Linked DNA regions of Homo sapiens: region 1 is linked to region 2. A link is an interaction called in ENCODE POLR2A ChIA-PET data of the cell type or tissue named here. Cell type or tissue: B cell. All regions are shown on one strand. Links, peaks and the distances in the headings refer to the core of each region. The heading gives the core; the rest is flanking DNA.

Evidence for each region. Peaks named below come from ENCODE experiments on the same cell type or tissue, not always from the same donor. Only the 100,000 strongest peaks of a DNase experiment are listed, where the experiment ranks them.
Region 1: POLR2A ChIA-PET joins it to region 2 with 15 read pairs; 10 of 35 experiments call an interaction of 5 or more read pairs at or near these places.

What each region holds. Positions count from the first base shown.
Region 1 is chr2:136,325,263-136,330,638 of GRCh38, forward strand. It overlaps the pseudogene UBBP1. Among named protein-coding and RNA genes, the nearest start is that of CXCR4, 210 kb to the left of the region's middle. RefSeq lists an enhancer at 2,056-2,185. In B cell, for the core only: no CTCF peak of the experiment used is centred there; a DNase peak (open chromatin) is centred at 2,229; H3K4me3 peaks cover 1,222 bases; H3K27ac peaks cover 1,281 bases.
Region 2 is chr2:136,235,989-136,241,364 of GRCh38, forward strand. No RefSeq gene overlaps it. Among named protein-coding and RNA genes, the nearest start is that of CXCR4, 120 kb to the left of the region's middle. RefSeq lists enhancers at 1-951, 48-548, 3,181-3,250. In B cell, for the core only: no CTCF peak of the experiment used is centred there; DNase peaks (open chromatin) are centred at 3,023 and 4,133; H3K4me3 peaks cover 1,430 bases; H3K27ac peaks cover 5,000 bases.

The DNA of each region.
Region 1 (5,376 bases), core at 110-5,109, 89 kb after region 2:
ATAGGGTTTTGAAACGTACTTCCTCTTTCTTTTCACTTCATCTTTACGGACATATTAATGAGTGGAGTAAAGCACTCAGAAGAACAGCAGGAAAAGAGGATTCATGTATGTCAGAGGAGCTGAAGGCTCTCAATAGGTTCAGAGAATTCAGGTCTTCCAGCTGCTGAGGGTGTATGCTTCCACTATGCCTCATAGCAACCCCTGAACAAAGTGGGGTCTCTAAAGTTCTATTAACAGGCTCAATTACTAAACACCTTTAACCAGAAAATATTCCCTCTGGGTCCTTTTCCTTTACATTCCATGAGTTGGAGAAGGGAAGGAATTAGTGTAGTAGTTGAATGAATGGCTGAATGAAATGATACAGTTGATAGTGTAAGACTCTACAAGCAGCAAAAGTCTTGACTATAAAAGATACTTCCTTAAAACTGAGAAGAAGATATTCATTTTTGTCCCCCACTCCCCGGATTTTCATCTCTTAGCCATTCTCCGCATTCCTCCAAAATGTGTCCTGTTTGGCAGGATCTCATGCTCTACTTTCTTGTTCTACATTTTCTGGAGTCTAAGCCTACCTTCTCTTCTCTCATTCTTCATTCCTCTATCCACCCATCTATCCTGTCATCTACCCATCCAACCGTCCATTTGTGAGAAATAAAATTTAAAAGCTGTTGGAACCCAAAAAACACTTTGAGAGATGTGAGTGTGATTTGAGTCACATAGAGTTGCTATTTTTGTTTCTCAGATTATAGATTAACTATTTTTCTTATTTTTCTTGTTCTCTATCATGGCTAGAGGCAATTAAATGACCTCAAGGACAAAAACCTCCTGCCTTCTAAATTAATGACCATTGTTACAGACTAACTTCCCCTGTGTTGTGTTGCTTTGCTTAGACCAGATGACAGACAGCCCATGACTATTACACCCTCTGTAAAAGGTGACAAATGCACCCTTTACAAAAAGAAACTGCCTATAACCAATCAAGTTGCTGTAACTATGTGACAACTTTATGAAAAATGCTGTAATCCTGCTAAAAACTCCTCTGTCTCTGTCTATATAAATGAAACCTTAACTTCTGTATTTTAAACTCTGACTCCATTTCTTTGGAATTGGTGTTTCCGGGTAGGCCATCCTCAAACTGCACTTGAATAAACTCTTTGAAAGTTGGGGTTCCGGCTGGGCATGGTGGCTCAAGCCTGTAATCCCAGCATTTTGGGAGGCTCAGGCAGGTGGATCACCTGAGGTCAGCCTGACCAACATAGCGAATCTCCGTTTCTACTAAAAATACAAAAAATTAGCCAGGCGTGGTGGCAGGTGCCTATGATCCCAGCTACTCGGGAGGCTGAGGCAGGAGAATCACCTGAACCTGGGAAGCGGAGGTTGCAGTGAGCCGAGATCAAGCCATTGCACTCCATCCTGGGTGACAAGAGCGAAACTCCTTCTCAAAAACAAACAAACAAACAAACAAACAAACAAACAAAAAACAGAGAAAGTTTGGATTCCAACAGCTTTTAAATTTTGTTTTTCACAAATGGGTGGTTCTGACTCTTTAGATTATTTTATAATATTTTATTATAGGTTGACACATCCATCCATCCTCCCATCCATCTATCCATCCATCCATCCAACCAAACATTCAGGTAAACTAATGTAAACCAGAGTGTTATTGGCTTTAAAAATCATAACATTACATTGTTCCCAGTTGAGAGAATTTCTGGCATAATAACAGACTAAAGGGGTAGATATTGAGGGAGAACACAGAGTGGGTTTAACTATCTTATGTTCTCTACTTAATCAATAGCTGGTTAACTTAAATCTGTTATGCCAGGATAAAAACAAATTTGAAGATGGTTCTGCTCAGTCCACAGTCACTTCTGCCTAGTTGCTATCATTATAGAATGTGAAATAAACTGCAGCTGTGGCCACAAAGTCCCTTTTGCTGAGGCTGGGAGGGCCCAGGTTGCAGCAGATGCGGAGGCCTCTGCCAGGCACCTGCCCTGGTCTTGCTGCTGACCTCCTTGCAGGGTTTCGGTGGTGGGGCTCCTCCTGTGGTCAGGTCACTGGGATTTCGAATACGATCTGTCCTGTCATCACTTTCACTTTGATTAGCTTCATTCTGAAGAACTTTCGACAGCATTCGCAAACATGGGTCGGCATGAGAAAACCAGTTCCTCTGTATAGGACTGATTTAATCTCTTTGTATAGAGGCTGATCTTGGGAAAAAATACACTCCTGTTTACGTCAAACATACAGGACGCGTCAGCCCACAGCCACTCTCAATGCTTCCTGGGTTTTCTTGGTGGGGGCCCCTCTGCATCGCTGGGACAGTGAGTGAAGAGATTGGCCCTGATGTGTCAGTCCCTGCTGGGCTTGGTGCTGTTGTCTCTGGGTGTAATCAAACAATCTGTATCTTAGTGGGACATCCTGCTTGCTCTGTGTGACTCAGAGCTCTCAGGCAGCTGGTTGAAGCTTTGTTTATAGTAGTGCCACCCACTCACTCCACACCCCCGACTCCCTATAAACTACTCCACAGGTGGCCAGACTTTTGGTGCAAATAAAAGTTTGTCAACTGTTGCACCCTTTCTCCTGTCTTTTTTTTTTTTTAACTTATCTAAACAAAATTAAGCTGTGGGGAGTTCATTAATAAAAGGTTTCTTTTACAACATTATTGGCACTCTGCAAGGCGCTTTGGAGGAGAGTGGGAAGATCAATATTACCTAGAGTAAAATAGCAGGGCAGATATTACTCAAGGGAAATCGGTTCTTAATAAGAGAGAGAATATGGATTTCTATCCGGGCAGTCAGTTTGAATATGATGAAACAGTGTGTTAGAGTCGGCGGTCTAGTAATTATCTGAGAAGTCTTAGAGACTATAAATGTGTGTGTGTGTTATAAAAGAACAAACCAAAAAACCTCTCAGCCAAAGCTTTTCAGAAATAAAAAGCAAGTATTTCCACAGATGACCAGACACCAAAAAATTAGAACAATGTGAATCCATTAAATGACAAAAGTGCAGAGCATCACACAGAAATGGTGTGATGACTTCCTGCGTTTGCCTCTGGGAGGGAGGCAGAGAACAGGGAGAAAATGCAGGCTTCTAGATGGGACCGCTAATGAGAAGCCATTCCTCTTCTTTAAGCCTGGGTCTTTTACTTGTCTCTTGGACGCTTCGTGAACATGTGAAAACGGGCAGAAAGCGCAGTGGAATGGTACTGAGAGCACACCAATTTAATGGGGTGCAGGTTACTCTCCATCCTTGTCATGTGAGCCAATTAACCTTCCGGCTGTTGAAATGCAACTGGCAGTTAATTGGGCCATTGTTGAGAACAGTGCAGAGGCCTTAGTACCATTTGCAAATTGCTGAGATAGGAATCTCTGGATGGCTCCTGGGATGAGGGCAAACCAGTTCAGCTGCAGCTATGGTGGAACCTTGGCTCTTAGGCCCAAGGAGTTTCCAGGTGACCCCTGGAAGTCCCAGTGCATTGCAGTCTTAGCACATTGCTCGAGAAGGTGAGGGAGAAGAAGAGAGAAATGAAAGAAAATTTCCAGATGAAGAAAAGACAGGAAAGACAGAGGAAGAAAGGAGGGAGGGAGATTGAATAAAAGAAAGAGGGAGAAGGTGAAGAAGGAAAGAGAGAGAGAGAATATATATAACGCTTTTAGGTGTTACCTTTGATCAGGGCGATTGACCAAGGTCAGCTTTCTTCAACGTGTATTCAGAGGAGGGCTCATGTCCTATAAGGTATTCATTGGTGTTTTACGGGGGAAATTTTTAAAAAGTGGGGCAGGGAAATCCACTGGTCCCACCCATTTGGGAAGTGTTTGGTTCAGCAGGTTTCTCTGGTGTAGCTCCTCTCAGAGCCTTTCGTAAACTGGAGTGCATTATGGAGCTCCAAGATGGGGCCATAGTATACAATTTCTCCTTACATTATTTTATTGAGATATTGTTTATTCAAGGACAAGCAGTCTGAGAAATGGAGTTTTTGAAATAATGATCCAGGCCTTTCCTGCAACACTGAGCTGTTTCTTTCCTTTTCTTTTTTAACCATGCAACAAAACCTTTATTAGCATTTTGAACAGGTTCAGCTATTACTGAAACTTGTAATTTCTAAACTTAAGTTGGGGCAAATGGCTATACGGCAGAGTAATGCCATCACTGGGCACTGCGAATGCAAGACTGGAGAATTAACAGCCACCCCTCAGGTGCAGGACCAGGTGCAGGGTTGACTCTTTCTGGATGTTGTAGTCAGAAAGAGTGCGGCCATCTTCCAGCTGCTTGCCTGCAAAGATGAGCCTCTGCTGGTCGGGGCTGGGGGTGGGGGGGTGCCTTCTTTATCCTGGATCTTGGCCTTCACATTTTCCATGGTGTCACTGGGCTCCACTTCCAGGGTGATGGTCTTGCCAGTCAGGGTCTTCACGAAGATCTGCATACCACCTCTCAGACACAGGACCAGGTGCAGGGTCTACTCTTTCTGGATGTTATAGTCAGAATGAGTGCAGTCATCTTCCACCTGCTTGACTGCAAAGATGAGCCTCTGCTGGTCCGGGGTAATGCCTTCCTTATCCTGGATCTTGGCCTTCACATTTTCGATGGTGTCCCTGGGCTCCACTTCAAGGGCAATGGTCTTGCTGGTAAGGGTCTTCACGAAGATCTGCATTTTGACCTGTTAGCGGATATGACGAGGCTCCGAAACACCAGTCATGTCCAGCCACAGGGACACCACCACATACTCACCCAACAAAGCCAGTCATCCCTACCACTGAGCTATTTCTATGCGAGTTCTTCCCTTGGCCCTTAAGCTGGGATAAATCCCTGTCTTCATGCAAAGTTAGAGACATGATTAGATACAAGATCTACAATATTTGTGGATAAAAACCAAACAGTTCCTTAAGAAAACTACAACTATTTTTTTTGGCTGACACCAGAGTGAAATTTCCCCCATTTATCCCCCATCAGCCTTTGGTAGGAGCACAAAAGCTACGTGGCAGGGCACATTCCAGCACCATGCCCATGACACCAACTCTCGTTCATTCATTCCTTGACGTATTTACATTCAAACTCCGTCCTCGTTTGCTGCTGTGCTGCTGGTTCTGGCTCCAAGCACTTCTTTCCTTCTTTTTTTTTTGAGACAAAGTCTCGCTGTCACCCAGGCTGGAGTGCAGTGGCGTGATCTCAGTTCACTGCAACCTCCGCCTCCTGGGTTCAAGCGATTCTCCTGTCTCAGCTTCCCGAATAGCTGGGAGTGGGCCACCACACCTGGCTAATTTTTGTATTTTTAGTAGAGAGGGAGCCATGTTAGCCAGGCTGGTCTTGAACTCCTAACCTCAGGTGATCCACCCGCCTTGGCCTCCCAAAGTGCTGGGATTACAGGCTTGAGTCATC
Region 2 (5,376 bases), core at 171-5,170:
ACTCTTTAAAATATTAGTCATTCCTTCGGATGCTATAGTTTAAATTCTCCCTAATTAAAATTAACAACCTTTGGGGGACATTTGAGTGCCATTATCAGTGGACTTCTTAGTGGAGAATTATTTTCCAAGCCAAAGGACAACACCCCCAAACTTGGCTGCTACTTGACATTCCTGTGTGCCGGACTTACGTGAGTCTTTTTAACTAATGACAATGGTGAGCTGAGAAGGTCCTCCAGGGGATATGACTCACAGTGACTCAGGTGCACCAGAGCCTTGATCTAGCCCTATTGTTTTTCGTCAATAGGCCTTTGCCATGATCCAGCTGGAATATCAGTGGAATTGAGCTGGTCATGATAGAAAGAGAGGCCATTCAATGCCAATGCTCTTGTGAGATGCCTGGTAGTGCCGGTTACCTCTGCAGTGGCTGGCCCTGGTCTATGTGTGCTGTCTAACCACATAGATGATGGTGGCAGTGCCTAATGGTCCAGGCAGATGGGGGCCTGAATGAGCAGAGGGAAGGCATCAAACACATCTCAGGGCACAGCCTTGACAACATCAGATGCCTCCTAGGTTCTTCTCATACATAATAATGAAACTTTTCCACAGCCCTGCAAAGCACTGGTTGCTGTTTCACATGGGACAAATGCCTGTGTTGACCCTCAATTCCAGCCCACGGAGCTGACCTCCTGTGTCTTCTTCACTACCCCTCTATAGGGCTTTTTACTCCCATTTGAGAAAAGAATGATGCCTCCATTTAGAAGGAAACATACTGCACCCCAGGCTGGGCCTTTTGTATTTGGCTCAAGAGCTGTGCAGTGTTTGTTTTTTCCCTGCCACACATCCATTTCCCCTTCCTTTAGAAGCAGCATTCTAGTTTTCCTTGGGGTCAGCATCCCTTCCTCAGCCTTAGCCAATGTGTGGGCCAGATAGAGCTGACCCCACCCTCTGGAGTACTGGCATATGTGTGTGACCTAGGTCCGGCCAGTTGGCATCATAGTGCTTGTTTCAGAGATGGACACATATAAGTCAAGCTGGACCGATGGGTATTAGCTCTGGGGTTTTTTATGTAACTATTGACAAAGAGGTGCTTGCTTTCCTCTGGGGCTGCTAACTTGGTAGGGTATAAAGTTGGAGCTGCTGGTAGATTATCTACATGAATAAATAAGAAGAGCTTGCCCAGAGAATAAAGTAAAACCAAGAGGCAGAGGGAGAGAGACATGTTCCTGAAGACAGTGTTTGAGCACCTGGGTACCTGAATGTGGATCGTTTAAAAAATTACACAAGCCAAATTAATAAGCTTTTTTGTCTGAACCATTTTGAGCTGGTGTTTTTGTCACTTACAGCCTAAATAATTTTGGATAATAAAAAGTTCATCAAAAAGGTGTACAATTAAATTTAGGAACTTTGAGGTTGCAGTGCTGTGATCCCACCACTGCACTCCAGCCTGGGTGACAGAGCAAGACACAGTCTCAAAAAAATTTTTTTAAAGGAACTTGTATTTTCCTGAGGACTGTGCCTTCACATATTGTCTGTGGTACTAGCAGTCTACCACCTACCCAGGGACCACAGAAATCTTGGGTGGCAGAAACGGGCAGTACTTTTACATCTCCGATACCTGTGGCTTTTGGCCACCTCGATTTTAGAGAAGAGAGTCATAGGTAATGTTTAGTTGAAGAACTTTCCTCAACCAATATTTTCCAGATAACTTATATTTTTCTTACTTGTTTTCTGTAATATTGAAAAAGTGTCCAGGCAAATACTGACCCTCTGGGCTATATAGAAAAGGTATAGAAATCATTCACTGGAATGTAAAGTTGAGTGTATTCTGAGCTTTAATGGATCTGAAACATTTCAGGAGAATATCACGAAGTTCTGGAATCATCATTTCAGCATAGGACCTTAGAGTCCTGTTCTGGTTGAACCTCTTTATCCCAGAGGAGAAAAGATTCAGAGAGACAAAGAAGTTTCGCTTAAGGCTCATGGTGAATATAGTTGCAGACAATCAGTACAAATGAAGAGGAGAGAGGGTCCTGCTGAATACCTCATAAAGACCAGAAACTAGACCCTTTGCTTACTGTATTATAACTCTTTGAACAGATTCCCAGCTGAAACCATCAGAAGAGATGATTGGACTCACTGCTGAAACATCCAGCAGTGTGGCCTAGCTTCAGGTAAAGATGGATCCAGGAGTTTGGAATCAAATCCTAAAGACAAAGTCTCTTTTTTTTCTCTGTGTTAATTGTGCTGCTTTCCTTTGTGTTGGTTTTAATTCCCCAGCAGGTTCTGTCCACATGGTAGCTTCTGGCAGCTGTTAAGATTTTGTGCTACCAGATTAGTAATTCCAGTTGATGAACAGCTTATATTTCCCAATAGTTCCAGCAGAATCTCAGGAGTCATGTTTGTGGGCTCCAAAAGGGTAACTCCTGAATCAGTCAGTATGACCAGGGGTTTGCTGTCAGCATCATGGGCCAACTCAAATCAGCTGAGTGGAGACTGAGAGTAGGGGAGGGGTGGGCAAGGTGAACATGCTGTTACCTGGAGGAGGAATCATTGCCAGAAACACTAGAGGGCCACTACTCTTACGATGGGCAAGGAGGAGGTGGGGTGGGGGAGGGCCAGAGATTTTCTTTCAGGAGCTAAATCCCAGGGCTTAGTAATGGTATTTGGCCTTAAGCCTGCAAATGGCACTTTCATCCAGCAATATAAGCCCTGAAGTTTTTCTCAGCTGCAGAGAAGAGGTTTCCAGGAGGGTGTCAGTTTGGCCCTTGCTGGTGGCCTGGCCTCTGCTAAACATCTCGGCCGTGCTCCTCCATTTTCTGGCCGTGATAAGGCACCCCGCCAAGCATATCTCAGACAAATATCTGTATTGTTTGTGGTGTGATTGTGACTTCCTGTCTTCCAATTTAGTTTTCTGCCTTACTTTTCACTGTCTGGGTCATTTGATACTACATCTGGCACTTCCTGTTTTTTAAGACTCTGACTCTAGTCATCTGACTGTAGAAAACAGAGGTCAACTTCTTCATAAGTGATGCCAGCTTTAGTCACTTGTTTTGGTATACTAGTTGAGATTTGCGTAAGGAAAATTGTCAGGTGTCTGCTGGTTTTCTTAGCCTCAGACACTTCCCTATTTATAAGTTTTTGTTTTTCAGACATTGGGACTTTCTCCCCCTTGTGTGGATGTGGTGGGAGTGGGTGATCTCTGCCCTGTCCCTACAAATAATTCAACGGTGGTTCTCTCTCTCTTAAGGAGAACTACCAGTCCCGTAGATGCAGCTCTAGAATGAGGGTGCTTTGGGCATAACAGGCTCAGCCATCCTTCTGGTGTCTCGCCCTGTCTCCTTTCCCATCCTTGGGTTCACTTCTCTCCCTTTTTCTCTTCACTTCAAAAGTGGTTAGCTCCAGTTAAATACCTGGAGTTGGGACAGCAGAAAAGCTGCTAAATGCAGATTTGCTTTTTCTCACTAAAGAAAGAGGAACATTTTAGTCACTAATTTTCACTTCATTTAACCTTTCTTTCCACAGAATGGCCTGACTTTTGCTGGAAGGGGACAAAGCCCTAAGACATTTATATCCATGAGTAGAACATTTATGATATCACTTACACAGCTTCCTGGCCTGAGCTTTTCCAGACTTAGCTTATATTTTAGTCAAAGTAGAGGGATGGATTTAAGGAATTGTCTAAGATAAGTGAGAAGAGAGGACATTTGTCCTACCTAAAGGCAATGGCAGCTTGTGGGTGTGGCGGGGGGAATCTATAAAAAACATCGAAACAGGCTGGGCATGGTAGCTCACGCCTGTAATCTGAGCACTTTGGGAGGCCAAGGTGGGCGGATCACCTGAGGTCAGGATTTTAAGACCAGCTTGGCCAACATGGTGAAACCCCATCTCTACTATACAAAAATTGGCCAGGCATGGTGGTGGGTGCCTGTAATCCCAGCTACTCGGGAGGCTGAGACAGGAGAATGGCGTGAACCCCGGAGGCAGAGGTTGCAGTGAGCTGAGATCGCTCCACTGCACTCCAGCCTGGGCGACAGAGCGAGACTCTGTCTCAAAAAAAAAAAAAAAGAAACAAACACTTGAGGCTTGACATTCTGCTCCTTCTCCATGTGAGGTCTTCACTGAGCAAAAGCAATGGTTAGCTGTGGCAGCTGTGAAGAATCAGAGCATGGCTGTGGGTATGTTCCACCAGCATCTCCAAGGCTGTAGCTGGACTTCACAAAGGCTCAGTTTCCAGATGAGCTGCCTCTGACTGCCCTACTTCCCAGGGGCATGGGAGGTGAAGGCCAAATCTCCTCTCCTCTTCTCTCCTACTTTCACCTCAAGCAGTGGGACCACTGGAGCTGTGGAAATGTCTAGGCCTCCAGTGTTTCTGCCAATAGGGTCACAAGAGCAAGGAAAATCTCTTGTCTCTGAATTCTCCCTTCACTTGTCTTACCTGGGTGATGATGGAGGGGCATGTTGGAAGTCTGTCTGGCTAATTGTGTAAGAGTGTGTGTGTGTGTGCACGTGCACACACATACATGTGAGACACACATGCTCAGCAACATCCCAGCTCAGGCCTTCATATTCCTCAGTTAGAACTACAGAATTAAGTGCTTACCTTACCCATTGAAAGAGAGGCAATACTGCTCAGTGTCATGACTTAAAACAAGGGAAAAACCAACCAAATCCCAAACCAAACAAAAACTCCCTTGTTTTGTTGTAATGCTTTAAATGACCTCATTTCTTCTCCAAAGCCACCTCATGAGGTTGGAAGGACAGGCATCATGGATGGATGGGAGGTTTTAGATGGGGAGAGGGAAGGAACCCACCTGTCAGTGGGCTTCCACATCCAGCGTCAGTTTAGAAGGCCTGCATTTCATTTTTAGTTGACAAAAGAAACCAAACTGGCCAGGCGCGGTGGCTCACACCTGTAATCCCAGCACTTTGGGAGGCTGAGGTGGGTGGATCATGAGGTCAGGAGATTGAGACCATCCTGGCTAACACGGTAAAACCCTGTCTCTACTAAAAATACAAAAAAAAAAAAAATTAGTCAGGCTTGGTGGCGGGCACCTGTAGTCCCAGCTACTCAGGAGGCTGAGGCAGGAGAATCGTGTGAACCTGGGATGTGGAGCTTGCAGTGAGCTGAGATCATGCTACTGCACTCCACTCCAGCCTGGGCGACAGAGCAAGACTCCATCTCAAAAAAGAAACCAAACCAGCCAACCAGCAAACAACAACAAATGGCCTTTCACCCATACAGACAAAAGAAATCTGACGTGCCTGGAGTTTATGGAGAAGCCATCCAAAGCAGATGGGGCCATCACAAAGTTATCAATGCCACCAGAAAGGGATGGACACCTGCGGTGAAATGAGATTTCTAGAGTCCCTCTAATT